2 separate regions of the Homo sapiens genome follow, and region 1 is linked to region 2. The links are chromatin loops, found by intact Hi-C in ENCODE. Cell type or tissue: IMR-90. All regions are shown on one strand. Each heading gives the region's core, and the rest is flanking DNA. Links, peaks and the distances in the headings are about the cores only.

Evidence for each region. Hi-C counts contacts between places; a loop is a spot of excess contacts. Peaks named below come from ENCODE experiments on the same cell type or tissue, not always from the same donor. Only the 100,000 strongest peaks of a DNase experiment are listed, where the experiment ranks them.
Region 1: it touches region 2 in a loop (17-fold over the local background); 2 of 110 quality-filtered maps call a loop at or near these places.

The regions. Positions count from the first base shown.
Region 1 is chr5:150,796,688-150,805,025 of GRCh38, reverse strand. It overlaps SMIM3 (small integral membrane protein 3), which reads right to left. Exons shown (of 2, transcript NM_032947.5): 2 at 8,292-8,338. Among named protein-coding and RNA genes, the nearest start is that of SMIM3, 22 kb to the right of the region's middle. In IMR-90, for the core only: CTCF peaks have their summits at 3,301 (motif pointing right) and 3,798 (motif pointing left); a DNase peak (open chromatin) is centred at 3,765; H3K4me3 peaks cover 639 bases; H3K27ac peaks cover 379 bases.
Region 2 is chr5:151,519,232-151,527,569 of GRCh38, reverse strand. It overlaps FAT2 (FAT atypical cadherin 2), which reads left to right. Exons shown (of 24, transcript NM_001447.3): 17 at 193-336; 18 at 1,605-1,802; 19 at 5,484-6,294. It overlaps MIR6499 (microRNA 6499), which reads left to right and starts at 5,422; the gene lies at 5,422-5,483. It also overlaps a transcript of SLC36A1 not described here. RefSeq lists enhancers at 5,417-5,586, 7,272-7,441. In IMR-90, for the core only: CTCF peaks have their summits at 4,014 and 7,153; no DNase peak of the experiment used is centred there; H3K27me3 peaks cover 386 bases.

The sequences.
Region 1 (8,338 bases), core at 184-8,183, 720 kb after region 2:
TACTCTGCCTGGGTACAGTGTCCTTCCTATTCCATCTCCTTAGCTCACATTCTGGTTATTCACCTTCCTGGTCTCTGTTTTTTGCCTTTTTTCCTCACTCCCCCCACCCCTCTTTCTAATGGCTACCATGTCATCTCCCCTTACCCAATAATGTTTATTCTTTCAAATAACTTTTTTTTTTTTTTTTTGAGACAGAGTCGCCCTCTGTCGCCCAGGCTAGAGTGTAGTGGCGCCATCTTGGCTCACTGCAACCTCCGCCTCTCGGGTTCCAGTGATTCTCCTGCCTCCCAGCCTCTCGAGTAGCTGGGATTACAGGCATCCACCACCACACCTGGCTAATTATTCTTTAGAATTCTTAACCCATTCATGCAACTGTGAAAAAACTCTCTCATTCCCCTATCAGCTTACCCTGTGTATTAGCTTCCTGTGGCCGCTGTAACAAATGACCACAAACTTGGTGGCTTAAAACAACAGAAATTTATACTCACGCAGTTGGATGCCAGGAGTCCAAAATCAGAGTGTTAGCAGGGCCACACTCCTCTGGAGGCCAGGGGATGATGTACTTCTTACCTCTTCCGTCTTCTGGTGGCTACAAACTTGCCTTGATTTGTGGCACATCACTCCAGTCTCTGTCTCCATGGTTACATTGCCTCTTTCTCATCTCTGTGTGTCAGTCCTTCGTGTGTCTTTTATAAGGACTCTTGTCACTGGGTTAGAACCCACTCAGATAATCCAGGATCACCTCCCCATCTGGAGATCCTTAACTTAATGACATCTACAAAGACCCCCTTTTTTTTTCAAAGTAACATTCACAGGTTCTGCGATTTAGGAAGTGGACATAATTTTGGGGGGGCCACTATTCAATCCATTACTCCGAGACAGTATAGTTCTCCGTTTAGAAAGTGATAAGCTCCTTGCAACAAAATGGAAAGATGTGGTTCACTTAGCTTAACTTCCCATAAATTCAAAATAATTTAGTACTAAGTGTGGAAAAGAAAAACTAAAGAGCAATCAATTCCCCTTATGCCCAGAGATTCCATAAATCATTCTTTGACCAAGTGCCACTCAATTCCTAGAACACAAAATATCTTCATTTTTAGAGTAGGTATCAATTCTTTATTATACATGACCCAAACAATTGCTATGTAGAATGAGACAACAGCATTCATACTGAACTTTTCCTAACAACAACAACAACAACAACAAGTAACTATGTTTTCTGAGGTGCAAATCTTGATTGAAGGTAAATAGAAGCATAAAGGGCTCCAATAGTAGAAATTCTAAAGGCACTCATAACTATTTTAAAATTCAGAGGCCAGGCATGGTGGTTCGCATCTGTAATCCCAGCACTTTGGGAGGCCAAGATGGGAGGATTGCTTGAGACCAGGAGTTCAAGACCAGCCTGGTCAACACAGTGAGACCCCATCTCTATAAAAAGAACATATATATATATAAAATAAAGAATGTACTTATATCATTATTATGAAATTTGTTGTTGAAATGAAAAATTACTAAAACTGTTTTCATGACATATCTATGATTTTTCTCTCCATTGCCCTGTGTCTTCATTGACACTGAATTTCAATCACTGCTAAACTCTTATTGTACAGTAATATTATCATCTGTTTTTTTCATTAATATGCTAAGACACAATCTGAGAAGAAAGACTGCTCACTAAAGTAAAACAACTTTAAGAAAAAATATAAATACAAGGGTAATTAAGTTATTTGAATTAGAATTCTATGCTATTTCCTAATTTTTCCTCAGACTTATAACTGTCTCTTACCCTCCCCAACTCCAATCCTCTTTGTCCTTTCCACTTTCCTTTTATTGCCTTCCGAATTTTTCCCCAAGACGTTTGGTTGAAACCCATATAGCGAAACCAATCAAGCCAATGTGCCCCACCCATATATAATTTTTTACGGTAGTGCTAATGATCTTCCTTTGTTTTTAGGTAACATTTAAGCACTGAGTACTTATTACAGGCTCTCTGTAAGTGTTCTAGATTCAGCACCTTGTTTAAACCCCTCAGCGGCACTGTGGAGGCAAATATGATCCCCTTTTTTACAAACAAGGGCAATGAAACTCTTAAATGTTACTTTCTAAAGGGAACACGCTGGTGGAGCCAGATGGGAATTTGGTCTGCTTGACTCTAAAATTAAATGATTCTCTCTATAACTATTGCTGTCCAGCTTTAAAAGTAGATACAATAATTTTTGTAATTTTTAAAAATGATGTTATAGACCTGCTAAAACAGAAACATTTTTCCTACCATGTAAATCTTTATGGGAATTGAAGAGCCTTTCATTTGCTTTAATTAAATACCTTGTGTGATTGGAACAATTTCAAAGTTGCATTAATGCAACTTGGCCTTAAAAATTTCAAAGGAAATATTATCATTGTCATTTCATTTCACAGTCTCAGTTCCATTCTCTCTCTTTAGCAAGAATTATATAAGGGCCTAATTAAAGTTTTAGCTTACTGAAAGATTTTTAATGTTTTTTGCACCCTTAAAACTTTAGAAAGCAATTTCTGTGAGGAATTAATACTTAAAAATTGAATACTTTGTGTTTTATTAAATAATTGTGGATTCATTAAGAAACATTTTCTAAAAGGAACTTAGTATAGAAGAGATACAAGTTTTATACTTGTTCTAAGGCTGATCCTACAGGATAACAGTAAGGAAATTGCTAATCTCATTACTTCAGTGATTTTTAAAATCCCACATCATTAGGGGCATAGACCATTGGTGTTTTTACATTATTGGCCATCTTATAATTACTACTATTGAGAGCCTCTTCTAAGTCAGACATTAACCAACTACCTTACTTATATTACCTCATTTAATTCTCCCCATGCTCTAGTAGTTATCATCACCATTTTACAGATGTAGAAACTGAAGCTCATTATTGTTAATAATAGATCACATTTTGCTATATTTTACCTTTTCACTTTGCATTCATCACCCCATGTAATAATCATAACAATCCTTTGAAGTAGGTATAATTATTTTCACTCGTATTTTACAGAAGAGGAAATTGAGGCTCAAAGAGTTTATGTTATTTGCTCACGATCACAAAGCTAAGAAATAGTGAAGGTCCTCGCTCTTAGTCTCTGGTTATAGTGTTCCTGGAAAGGGAAGGAGGATGACAGCCAACCTGTAATGCAAAGTATGACTTCTTCCCCACCCCCAGAGAAGATAGGGGCGGAGGTGAGGTAAGTCATGATTAGCGACCTTCAAAATGTTCAGACATTTCCCAAGAAAAAGGAAGTTGATCTCTTCAGTGTGGCCTCAAGAGGGCAGAACTAGCATCCCTGAATCCTTAATCCCACTCTCACCGAGGGAGGAATTCTAACAAAACAGCTAATAAGGGGTGGCTTCAGCAAGACGTGAACCTCCTTTTCACTGGCACGTGGCTCTCAGACTTTAACCTGTTTGTTGAGCACTTACGGATTGTTTTTGCAAAGCAGATACTGAAGAACCAGTTCCAGAGATTCTCGGTCAGTACGTCTGAAGCAGGGCCCTGGAAGCTGCATTTGTAAGCAAATGCTCCTGTGTGAATCTGACACAAGCAGTCCAGGATCACACAGGAGAAATACTGAAAAGGCAACAACTGGCAACCTGTATTATACGGGATGTTGGACTGCATGAGCCCTGTGTTATCGCTACAGTCTCTGAAGCCAGAACTGGGAACATAAAATCTTGATCTGCTAGGAATGTTGTAGGACTGACTCTCACAACTTCGGCAGGCTAACCACTCCATTTGAAAAAAAAGTTATATCGCCATCTGGTGGACTGCCTAAAAGTTATTCAAACTCACCCTAAAAGCACGGAATGATTTTCTCATTTAATTCGGATACACTGCACACTTCACAGACCAGGAATCAAGACTCAGAAGAGTTCAGAAGAGTGTAGGCCACATAGAGCCTGGGTCTCACACCCACCGGTTCCCAGTCTACTACTACGCATGGGCTTGATTTGCTTGCTCAATCACAAAATTTTCCAGGTTTTCCTTTGGCGGAAGATTTAAGTCCCAGACAGCTATCACAGTGAAACAAAGTTCCCAAATACTTCAGTGCAATGTTTCTCAAAGGACAGCAAGTTGCCTTAAAAATGCAGAATTCTTGGCTCCGTCATAGGCCCACTGAAATAGAATCTTTGCAGATAAGGACCAGGATTTTGAGTGGTGGCGGGTGCCTGTAGTCCCAGCTACTCGGGAGGGTGAGGCAGGAGAATGGCCTGAACCCGGGAGGCGGAGCTTGCAGTGAGCAGAGATCGCGCCACTGCCCTCCAGCCTGGGCGACAGAGCGAGACTCCATCTCAAAAAAAGAAAAGCTCCTCAGGTGATTCTGTTGCATACTAAAGTTTGAGAACCATTGCCTTTGAGAAGAAACACTCGATTTATGGATGGAAAGGAAGAAGCTTTCCATCTGCAAATTAAAAATAATCCTTATTAGTGACAACTAATACTAAATACTATTACTGAAACTAAAAGGAAATAAGATTTGCTGTTGGGAGGTAGTACTACAAATTTATTTCCAAACATATTTATCATGAAATGGATGGCTACATGATATAAACAGCTGCATGTACATTTCAGGTGGATCACGTTACACTTTAACATGTACGCACAGGAGTGTGCACACATGTACACACAGTCTCCCAAACTGCATTCCCTTGAACTAGGTAGATATGTATAGAGGCATGCCATTAGAATGTTTGTTTCCAAAGACACATATTTGGTTGAAAAAAGAAATCAGTTTAAGCCAGTTACATTTGAGGTATAACAGAAAAAATTACCCCTGTAAGAAGAAATGGAACAAAATACCACCAAAATAATTTTATTAGTGACAAATTGACAATATATATATTCATGACTTTATTATAGATAATTGTTTTGGGTTGGTGCAAAAGTAATGCAGTTTTTACCATTCTAAAAGTAATGGCAAAATCTGCAATTTTTTTGGTGTTGAGAAGGTGCAATTTTGTATTTTGCTTTTTGTTAACTACCAATATAATAGATAGTGCTCAGTTGCCGTGTTTTATTTCATTGTTTGTACCATATTTACCAGACCATTCCTTTATGTCTGTATAAATATTACAATTGTTTCTCTTTTTTTCTTCTAGTAATTATCAAACTAGTTGGTTATTTCTGGAGTTGGAGTTGGGGAGGGGGAAGTTTGGAAGAAATGTTATTAATGATCTTTAGTTATTGCAAGAAATAGTGTTCTGATTTACCAAACATCCTTTTCTTCCAAAACGTTACTTCTGCTACCTTCAGTAAATGTTAAATGTAGAAAGATGAACTGACACGTATTGGGAGCAGATGGAAAATATGTTCATGTATTGTTCTTACCTATAAGCACACATATATTCTTTACATTTTTAAATGTAAATCATCTCACACAACTAATATAAGCACTAATTTCAATAGATACAATTTTTAAACTTTGTTACATATTATCAGACCGCTTATTTTTCAAAGAGGCCAACAAAACACTATACATTTTCTAACTCAACTATCTCACTTTTTGTTTGTTTGTTTTTTTAGTAGAGACAGGGTTTCACCATACTGGCCAGGCTGATCTCTAATTCCTGACCTCAAGTGATCCGCCTGTGTTGGCATCCCAGAGTGTTCATTATTCTTATAGTATTGTTTCAGCAATACTATAAGCAAAGTTCTCATTCTGTCGCCACCAGTAGACCTCTCTGAGCTCTCCTTGAGGCCACCAGTTCCTTGCCATCTCTATTGCTAGAAGACCATCTGCCTCCCATTAACAGACTTCTTCTTCTGTAATACTGGATCACATGATGGACTTAGAAGTTGAATTGCTAGGATAATAATTGATAGGAATTAATAGATTTTTCTTCCATCTGGATCAATTAAGGTATACTCTGGCAAATGGAAATTAAACATGCTTGCTTTATTTATTTATTTATTTATTTAGAGCCAGAGTCTCGCTCTATTGCCCAGGCTGGAGTGCAGTGGCGCAACCTCGGCTCAGTGCAACCTCCACCTCCCAGGTTCAAGTGATTCTCTTGCCTCAGCCTCTCAAGTAGGTGGGACTACAGGCGCCTACCACCATGCCCAGCTAATTTTTGTACTTTTAGTAGAGAGGGGGTTTCACCACGTTGGCCAGGCTGGTCTCGAACTCCTGTCCTCTGGACCTCCCAAAGTGCTGGGATTACAGGCGTGAGCCACCACGTCCAGCCTAAACATGCTTTAATATGGGGAATTATGTGCTGAAAATCATTAAAAGGATTGGGAGAGCACAGAAGGCAGGGGTTACTAGAATTCCTTCCAGATCAATACTGCAGAACCGGCCATCCTGGGGAGCTACTACTTCCGTAACAAGTGGGAAGCTAGGGAACAAGAAAGCCACAGCCTTGGCTGTGGGCTGCAGGACTGTCCCACCTCAACTGAGATCCAGGCATGAGAAAGCTGCGGGCTTGGCTCCAGATTGTGCTGCAGCTTTGGGATTCACACCAGTGTTGTGATTGTCTCACACCCTGTCCTAGCTCTCCCAGCTGAACTGGGTTCCAAACTAAAACATGGTATGCATGCATCTGAACAGCAAAGCCTAAATCACTTTTGAATCTCTATCAAGTGTAGTTACAGAAATACAGGTTTTTACTTTCATTGTAGTTTTTTGTTGTTGTTTTATTTTCCAGCCTCTGCCATCCAGGAAGGCATGCCAGAAAAACAGTTGGAAGAGATGCTGAGCAAACCTATCAGAATCTTATGACATCTTAACTATCCCCTTGCTATGGTCTGAATGTTTGTGTCCCTGCAAAATTCATATGTTGAAACCCAACCCCATGGTGATGGCACTAAGAGGTGAAGCCTTTGGGAGGTGATGAGGTCATGAGGACTCTGCTGTAATGAATGGGATTAGTTTCCATGTAAAAGAGGCCTGAGGGAGCTTGTTTGTCTCTTCCACCATGAGGACACATAGAAAGTACCATCTATAGGCCGGGCACCGTGGCTCATGCCTGTAATCCCAACACTTTGGGAGGCCAAGGCAGGCGGATCACCTGAGGTCGGGAGATCGAGACCAGCCTGACCAACATGGAGAAACCCCATCTCTACAAAAAATACAAAATTAGCCAGGCATGGTGGTGCATGCCAGTAATCCCAGCTACTCGGGAGGCTGAGGCAAGAGAATAGCTTGACCCTGGGAGGCGGAGGTTGTGGTGAGCCGAGATCGTACCATTGCACTCCAGCCTGGGCAACAAGAGCAAAACTCTGTCTCAAAAAAAAAAAAAAAAAAAAACACAACCATCTATGAGGGACAGGCTCTCACCAGACACAAAATCTGCATGTGCTTTGAACCTCCCTGTCTCCAGAACTGTGAGCAGTAAATTTCTGTTGTTTCTGAATTACCAGTCTCAGGTATTTTGTTAGAGCCACCCAAATGTACTAAGACAGAAACCCCCTTCACCATTTCCCCCTGACGCTCTCCTCTAACTCTTACCTCTGTATTACAATGCTACTCTTGGAAAGGTTTCTGTTCTCACTGTCTCAACTTCCTAACCTCCCACTCATTTCTTAACCTACAAAATACTATTAGGGCTGGGCGTGGTGGCTCATACCTGTAATCCCAGCACTTTGGGAGGTGGAGGTAGGTGGATCACTTGAGGTCAGGAGTTCGAGACCAGCCTGGCCAATATGGTGAAACCCCATCTCTACTGAAAAAAAAAAAAAATATATATATATATATATATATATGTATATAATTGCACCTCTATTGAAACACCTCATATCATAGGACCTATCCAATCTCTCTTTTTTCCCCTTCTACTCTCCTTCCCCTCCTATTTAGTGTCTTCCAAGTTCTGCATTTAGCATCTCACTCTTCTAAGTCTGTATATTCTGATCCTATCTACTTGTACACCATTATCTACCATAGGGGTTAATCCCCCATACCCTAATACCAGACATAACATCTTTCCCAGGAATAGACTCAGATCTCCAACTGCATCCTGAATGAGTCCACCTGAATATCACAAGCACCTCAAATGCAACATGTCCAATACGAAATTCATGGTCTTATTTGTCATTCTTTGAATCTGATATTCAAAATCGGTTCTTCTCCTCTGCACTATCTGTGTGTAACCTGCACAACTTCACCCACGTGCTGAAGCTAGAGCCCTGGAAGTAAATTTGATTCTTCTCTTCCCTTTTCTGTTACTATATTCAAACTGTCTTGAAGGCCCATACATTCAGTGTAAGGCTTTTACCTGAGTTCTGAGTTTAACAGTTGCTCTTTAAAGAAAGACCTCAGACATGCACATTCTAGCACTTTATTGGAACTTGGTTGTGTACATCAATGAGAT
Region 2 (8,338 bases), core at 231-8,230:
TTGAGTAGGGAATCACACCTATTTCTGTCTGACTCCAGAACCTAAGCCCTAAAATGCTACGGGTGGGCAGTGGGGGTGGGCATAGGAAAGTGTCTCCTTCTTATTTTTTTTGAAAATATTAGTGATGACTCAGGGGGCAGAAGTGAGGGACAGCTACCTCATTGCTAACCTCCACTGGACATTTTGCAATAGGCCTCTAGTTATTCCCTGAAGCTCCGAGCCACAGACAGTGGGCAGCCTCCACTGCATGAGGACACAGACATCGCTATCCAAGTGGCTGATGTCAATGATAACCCACCGAGATTCTTCCAGCTCAACTACAGCACCACTGTCCAGGTAAGCTTGAGCCTCCAAGGCACCCTGAGCCCTTCCTCCCTTCATTTCCCTTCTAGCAGAAGATGCCCCTCAGTGGCATTAGTCCACATGAACAATGACTGTGACTTTGCCACTGATGTCCCCAAAGGCAACACAGACTGCTGGAGGGCATTATAGAATTGAAGGGAATCAGGCACTGTGTTAGGCACTTTCATATCCATTACCTCATTTGAGACTCATAACAGCCATATGAAGTAGGTAGTACCCATTTTACAGATTTAGAAGATTGAGGTATGAAAACATGCCATACCTGGAATGTGGCAAACTTGGGATTGAACCCCAGGGATTTTTTTGTTTGTTTCCAGAACCCAAGCTATTCCCTACTAATGGTTTGCAAATAGGATTTGGAGAGGGCCTTGGGATTCTATGAGTAATTTTCAGGGCTGTAAGTGGTGAAGGGAGGTGAGGGAGTGAATAAAAAGGCAGAGTTCTGGGTCCTACTATGCATTACCTAGGGCTGTTCCACTTTTACCTGTTTTATATATTATGGGTATGGGTTAGGATGCTTTGGCTGCAAATAATAAGTTACCTGACTAAAAATATCTTTTCTGAGAATATCGCCAGTCCACATCTGAACCAAAGCAGGATTTTATAAGAAAGGAACAGAGAATGTCTGTTGGATAGGCAACGATCAGTTTCTGCCCATTAGATTCTGTTTGTGATGCTAAATAGTTAGCAACCATTGTGTTATAGTATACTAAATGCCCATGTTATACAACAAAGGCTAAAATGATACTCAGGGAATCTGGTTTTTCTTATTAAATTCCTAGTCATCTTTAAGTGTGCTTATCAGATACATATTGCATGCAGGTCCTCTAAGGAAGAAATCATTTATAAGTGTTCAATTGGCTTTGCAAATCGCAACATTCCCTTATGTAATCCAGGTAATAACTAATTTAAATACATGATTCAGCAGTGTGTGATCTTGAGCAAGTCATCTCTCTACAGAATAAAGGGTTTAACCTTTGTTCTCTAAGGATCCTTCCTGCCCCAATGGGCTGTGTTTCTAAGACCCAACATTGCCCTTGGGGAGCTCCTGGTCTAGACAGCAAAGTCAACAACTACCTCAAAGGCAGGCAGAATGAATGAGCAGCAGCTTGATGTCCAGGCACCATCTACAAGCAGTCAGAGTGCTGAGGACTCATTCCAGATGACATACCCAGACACGTGCGAAAGGAAGGACCGGGACTCATTCTGCTCTTTGCCTTCTTTGTCACTCTCGGTCTCAGGAGAACTCCCCCATTGGCAGCAAAGTCCTGCAGCTGATCCTGAGTGACCCAGATTCTCCAGAGAATGGCCCCCCCTACTCGTTTCGAATCACCAAGGGGAACAACGGCTCTGCCTTCCGAGTGACCCCGGATGGATGGCTGGTGACTGCTGAGGGCCTAAGCAGGAGGGCTCAGGAATGGTATCAGCTTCAGATCCAGGTGAGAGCTGTGCTAGGCTTCTGGTGGTGACCATGGGGACAGTAAAGATGCTGGCAAAAGCCCCACCAGTGCTTCTGTCATTAGGGAAAAAATGTACAAAGCACTTAGGATGCATCAGGCACTGGGCTAGGTCCTTCTCAGGACTAAAGCCTCATAACACTCAGGGCAGGTATAGTTACCACCCCGCTTTACAGATGAGGAAACTGAGGAACACAGGGGATTTAAGTGACTGGCTTAAAGTAATACTGGTAATAAGTGGCAAAGGTGGGTTGCTTCAAACCCAAGCACTCTGACCCCAGACTCCAAATTCTTAATCCCTGCTCTGTGCCTGGGCAAAACACCCTCTGGCTGTAGCTCCTAGAGCTTAGCCAGAACAGCTCTCTGAACCTCAGGAGCTAAAACAACCTACCTCAGAGAACTGGCTTGGGGCTCAAGTGAGATATTGTATGCACATGTGTGTAGGGGATTCTGGTGGTGGTGTTATGGGTTTCATAGGAATTGCTAAAGAACAGTGGCCAAGATGGTGGTCTGATATCTCTCCCTCACTTTATTTCTCCAAATCTCTTTCCTAAATCTCAAGTCCAGTGGACCCTACTATTCTGTAAACTTATGGGCTGGGAATGATGTATTCATTCTTTCAGTCAGTCAGTCCATCTCTCGACAAGTATTTATTGAGCATCTACTACATGCGAGGCCATTTGCAAGCTGCTAGGAACATAGCAGAGGGTAAGGAGGGAATGATTCCTGTCTCCAGGGGCTTTCCATTGTAATCATGGAGATAAACAATAAACAGATAAAGAAAGAAATAACATCTTTACAAATGATGATAAGGAAGTAAAGTGATGAGAGACTCATAAGACAGGGGGACACACATTCAGAGGGAGGCTGCCCCCAGGAGGTGACATCTGAGCAGAGAGCCAAGCTGCCAACCATGTGAAAAGTGGGCAGGAGAGTCTTCCAGGCAGGAAGAGCAACATGAGTTGGGAAAGAGCCTGAAGTGGCTTGAGGTATGGCTGAGGTACTGAGAACATCATGAGCAGGGGTGGGAATGAGGCTGAGGAGATAGGCTGGGTAGATCATGTGGGCCTTGTGGCTTGGATGACTGTATTATCTGAGGTCCAAACTGTGATCTTTGAGAGTGAGAGAAGCACTGACTTAGTCCATTTGGGCTGCTACAACAGAACACCATAGGCTGGGTGGCTTAAAGGACAGAAATGTATTTCCCACAGTTCTGGAGGCTGGAAGTCCCAGATCGGGGTGCCAGCATGGCCAGGTTCTGGTGAGTGCCCTCTTCTGAATGGCAGACTGTCGGCTTCTCATTGTATCACATGGCCCTTCTCATAAGGGCCCTAATCCCATTCACAAGGGCTCCACCTCCAAATACTGTTACACTGGGGATTAGATTTTAACATATGAATTTTGAGGGGACACAAACATAGAGTCCAAAACAGGCACTAAAAATAATACTTGGTAGTAGCTGATTTACAACAGGTAAAAATCAAGACTGTCCTTGACAAACCAGGGCATCCAATCTTCTAAGTATAAGCCTTGGTAACACTTTTAGATTCTAATCTAAGTACAATGAGAGGTGGTTGGAGGGTTTCAGACGGAAAAGGGATCCTCTTTGTGTCTCAGGAAGCTCATTTTTCAAGCTCTATAGAGTGGGTGAGGGAGACCAGTGAGAAGTCATCCAAGCTGGAGATAGTGGGGCTGAGACCACGGAGTGATGGAGAAGATGCAGGAAGCGGAGAGATTTCGGACATATTTTGTATGTAAATTGATAGGAGTTGGTGGAGTGGATGTGCAGTTAGAAAGAACAGAGACGATTCAGGGGTGATTTCTAAATTGTTGGCTCCCATGAAGACTTCGGTGGTAGTGCATTTATGAGACTGGAAAGGCCCAGACGGGAAGGCAGGACAGGTTTATGGGCTAAACCGAAGCTCTGTTTTGCACATTATTTCCCAGTTGTTTGTGAGACATCCAAGCAGAGGTGTCCAGTGGGTAGCTGGGAATTGGAGTTGGCAGCTCAGAGGATTGGTAGATGGCCCTCAAAGCCAAGAGCATGGATGTGATTGCCTAGGGAGAGATGAGAGAGAATGGCTTCCTGACCTCTGTATTCTCAGACCCAGGCACACGTCCTGCCTAGACAGGAGCTTAGTAATGACTGGCATCATCACCATCAATTGCATTGGTCCCGTACTTCCACTTCCATGCACTGGGAGGCACCATAGGCCAGCAAAGAAAAACACAGGCTATAGACACAGATAGGTATTCAGATTCTGCTCAGGCCTTATCTGCTGCTGTATGACCTTGGGCAAGTTACTTCACCTCTTTGAGCCTCAGTTATATTTTTTGTAGGATGGGTGACTTGATAGTACCTATCTCATAAGAAGGATAAACTAGGATAATGTATTTACAGCATTATCATAGTTTATCTATGATAATGACTAGCATTGTACTCAGTTAATGTTAGCTATGTATTATATATAATCGGTAGTAGTAGTATTGTTGTAACTAATGTTAGCTATACATTATAATTAACAGTAGTGTTAATTATTATTGTTGCTATTAATATCTCTTCGGTGTTATGCATGACTTCCAGCAGTAGGTGTAATCTTATCAACTTTCTTGTACATTAAAAGTGTTGGAGTGCAGGTGAACAAGATATTACTACAGGGAAAATTGTGGAGACCCTCGTTGACAGCTGAGGAAGTGATAACATCACTGAGGAGAAGAAGGCAAGCCTGTCCTTTCTAAGTCAGGCAGGAAGTTGCAGGGATGTGTGGTGAAACATGAAAGGAAAATGCGTTTATGATTTACATTCTTTTCCCTACTTAAGTGAGGTCCTGTCACCCTCACGGCTTTTCACAGTTCTGACATTAACTGCAACCCTGCGCGTGCCAGCCCATCAGTGAGGTCAGGCCTGCTTCCCTGCCCACTTGCTCCAGCACCAGTGACCCCGTCTGTGCTGTTGAACACACCGCCTTCATTCCTACCCCAGGACCTTACACTTGCTGCTCCCTCTGTCTGTCGCCTCTTCTTCTCATCCCTCAGGACTCAAATGTCACTCCACAGAGACTCCTTCTCTTCTACCTGATCAAAGTTAGGTCTCTGTTTATTTCCTTCCCAGCATTTTATCCAAGTTATTTGGTAACTTATTTATTGTCTCTTTTCTCCTGGCCACAGCAGAAGACTTCGTTGACTGACTAGAAGGACAAATCCCGACTCCCACTCCAATCGCATAGCAAAAGGGAATCCCAAGGGGAATTTTCGTAGGCTGAGCAGGGTGCATGGTGCATCAGAATTGCTGAGACATCTGAGGGCGCCCTTGAGGACAGGGACAGAATGAGAAACTTCATGAGGAAGTTAGCCCAAGTCTATGGCTGGAGAGATTTAGGAAGAGGCTCAGAGAGATGTCACATGAGGAAACTGCATTGTTTTACTGCATGGTATAGGATGTAACTCCCTCCTTCAATCTCTACAAAACCTTCAGAAAATCTTTCTTTTCTGTCAGTGCTTTTGGAGTTAGGTTTTTTTTTTCTAAATGCAACAATGCGCTGAGCCAGCCCTCAAGTTGGGCGTGGGGCAGAGAAACGTAGCTCCACAAGGAGGCCCAGCCTCAGTCGGGCGCAAGAGCACTGCAGTTCTGTTGGGTGACAGCAGTGTTTGTTTTGCCCACAGGCGTCAGACAGTGGCATCCCTCCCCTCTCGTCTTTGACGTCTGTCCGTGTCCATGTCACAGAGCAGAGCCACTATGCACCTTCTGCTCTCCCACTGGAGATCTTCATCACTGTTGGAGAGGATGAGTTCCAGGGTGGCATGGTGGGTAAGATCCATGCCACAGACCGAGACCCCCAGGACACGCTGACCTATAGCCTGGCAGAAGAGGAGACCCTGGGCAGGCACTTCTCAGTGGGTGCGCCTGATGGCAAGATTATCGCCGCCCAGGGCCTGCCTCGTGGCCACTACTCGTTCAACGTCACGGTCAGCGATGGGACCTTCACCACGACTGCTGGGGTCCATGTGTACGTGTGGCATGTGGGGCAGGAGGCTCTGCAGCAGGCCATGTGGATGGGCTTCTACCAGCTCACCCCCGAGGAGCTGGTGAGTGACCACTGGCGGAACCTGCAGAGGTTCCTCAGCCATAAGCTGGACATCAAACGGGCTAACATTCACTTGGCCAGCCTCCAGCCTGCAGAGGCCGTGGCTGGTGTGGATGTGCTCCTGGTCTTTGAGGGGCATTCTGGAACCTTCTACGAGTTTCAGGAGCTAGCATCCATCATCACTCACTCAGCCAAGGAGATGGAGCATTCAGTGGGGGTTCAGATGCGGTCAGCTATGCCCATGGTGCCCTGCCAGGGGCCAACCTGCCAGGGTCAAATCTGCCATAACACAGTGCATCTGGACCCCAAGGTTGGGCCCACGTACAGCACCGCCAGGCTCAGCATCCTAACCCCGCGGCACCACCTGCAGAGGAGCTGCTCCTGCAATGGTAAGTACTACATCTTCCCTAGGGACGAGCAGCACTGCTGGGCTCAGCCCGCCTGACTCTAAGCATGGAGATTCCACTGAGGCTCTGTGGGAGAGTTCAGGGAAGTTTTAATAAGCCCAAAGGCCACCAATCACCATAAGACGGCTAGTGGCCTCACAAAATCTAGTTATGGAATAATACCCAATTCTCAGCTCCCTTTCGAGATTTAGAAAATAACAGTAAGACTACAATATGTGGTTTAACATCATGGCTAAGAGCATAGGCTGTGGCTTCAGTCTTCATGGGTTAAAATCCCAGCTCTACCCCTTACTAACCAGGCGACTTTAGGAAAATTAACCTCTCTGTGCCTTTGAGCTGGGCTGCTGTAGGAATTACATCAGTACTATGTATCAAGTGCTTGCTTAGAACAGTGCCTGACATATAGAAAGTGGTCAATACATGTGAGTTACTAATACTGCTACTATTATTACCATAGTCTGGTGGTTATAAGCTCAAGGCTTAGACTCAGACAGCTCAGGTTCAAACCCTAGCTCCATCAGTCACTAGCTGTGTAACTTTGGGTGTATTGTTAAAACCCTCTGAGCTTTTTAGTTTCCCATCTATAAAATAGTCAAAATAAATACATCTGCCTCCTGGAGTTGGGTTCGGGGGGGAAATTACGTAAGAGTTATAAAAGCACTTAACCCATGGCTGGCCCACAATAAGCCCCAGATCAACGGTGACTGTCATTCCCGTGGTAGCAGTTGCTATAGGGAGCCTGCTGTACGCCACACTCTGTGTAGATGTCACCTAAACTAATCGGCACCACAGCCCTACCAAGCAGGGTCATTAGCCCCATCTGCAGTTGGAACTGAGATATGAGATTTAGTTTGCCTGAAATTGTACAGCTTCCAATGAAGGCCTCGTTATTCAAATATCTGTGTGTCCCACTCTAAAGCCTGAACTCTTCACTAAGCTCCTCAGGCACTCCAAGACTCACCCAGCATCCCTGGCATTAAGGCCAAGGGAGCAGCTCAGGAGCCTTGGCTAAAGGAAAGTGACATGACCTTCAGCTCACCAGCGCTCCTGCCTGGCCTGGCCTGACCTGCCCTTTATGGGTCCAGCTGCCTGGCATTCGGGATATCATTTCTCAGAAGATTTGTGGACTTTGTCCAGGGACCACTCGATTTAGGCTGGGTGGGCTTCTCTCTGTTGGGGAGAGGATTTCCTTCTCTGTGTTTCTTGCCCCAGGGCCTGCTTCAGGGAAAGCCAAGAAGGCTGAAGGGTCTCTCTCAGCCACCTGGCATCAGACAGCAGGGGTTCTAAAATTCAAGATTTTGCAAAGTCTACTGGAGAGCGTGATTTTAAAGAGACATGCTCCTGGGTGTCACCTCCAGAGGTTTTAATTTAGAAGGTTCTGAGTGAGTCCTAGAATTGGCATTTAATTCTGAAGCAGCAGGTGCAAGGGCTTGCATTGAAGAAATACTAGATAAACTCATGGATCACCAGAATCAGTTGAAAAGAGGTTTTTTATTTTTTAACATTTTAGTGAAATATAAAACATACAGGAAACCAATTCATGTATCATAAGTACACACCTCAAATAATTTTTATAAAGCAAATATATCTGTGTAGCCAACGCCCAGATCAAGGAAAGAATATGACCACCATCTCAGAAGCCTCCCTTGGGCCCCCCTTCCAGTTGTTACACCCATGATGGTAAGATTTTTAAAATACATATTTCCACGTGCCACCCAGAACTACTGAATCAGATTCTCCGAGAGAACTTAGGATTCTGTGTCATAAAGATTCTCCAGCTGATCCTGATATCCAGCCGGGGTGGGAATTTCTGATCTAGATCATCTTCAATATCCCATCCAATAAGTACCTACTACAATGGAATTGCCAGTGTCAGGGAATTTTGGACTTGTTTGGATTTTTGTTTTTGTTTTTGAGATGAAGTCTCGCTCTGTCACTCAGGCTGGAGTGCAGTGGCACGATCTTGGCTCACTGCAACTTCCACCTCCCAGGTTCAAGCAAGTCTGCTGCCTCAGCCTCGTGAGTA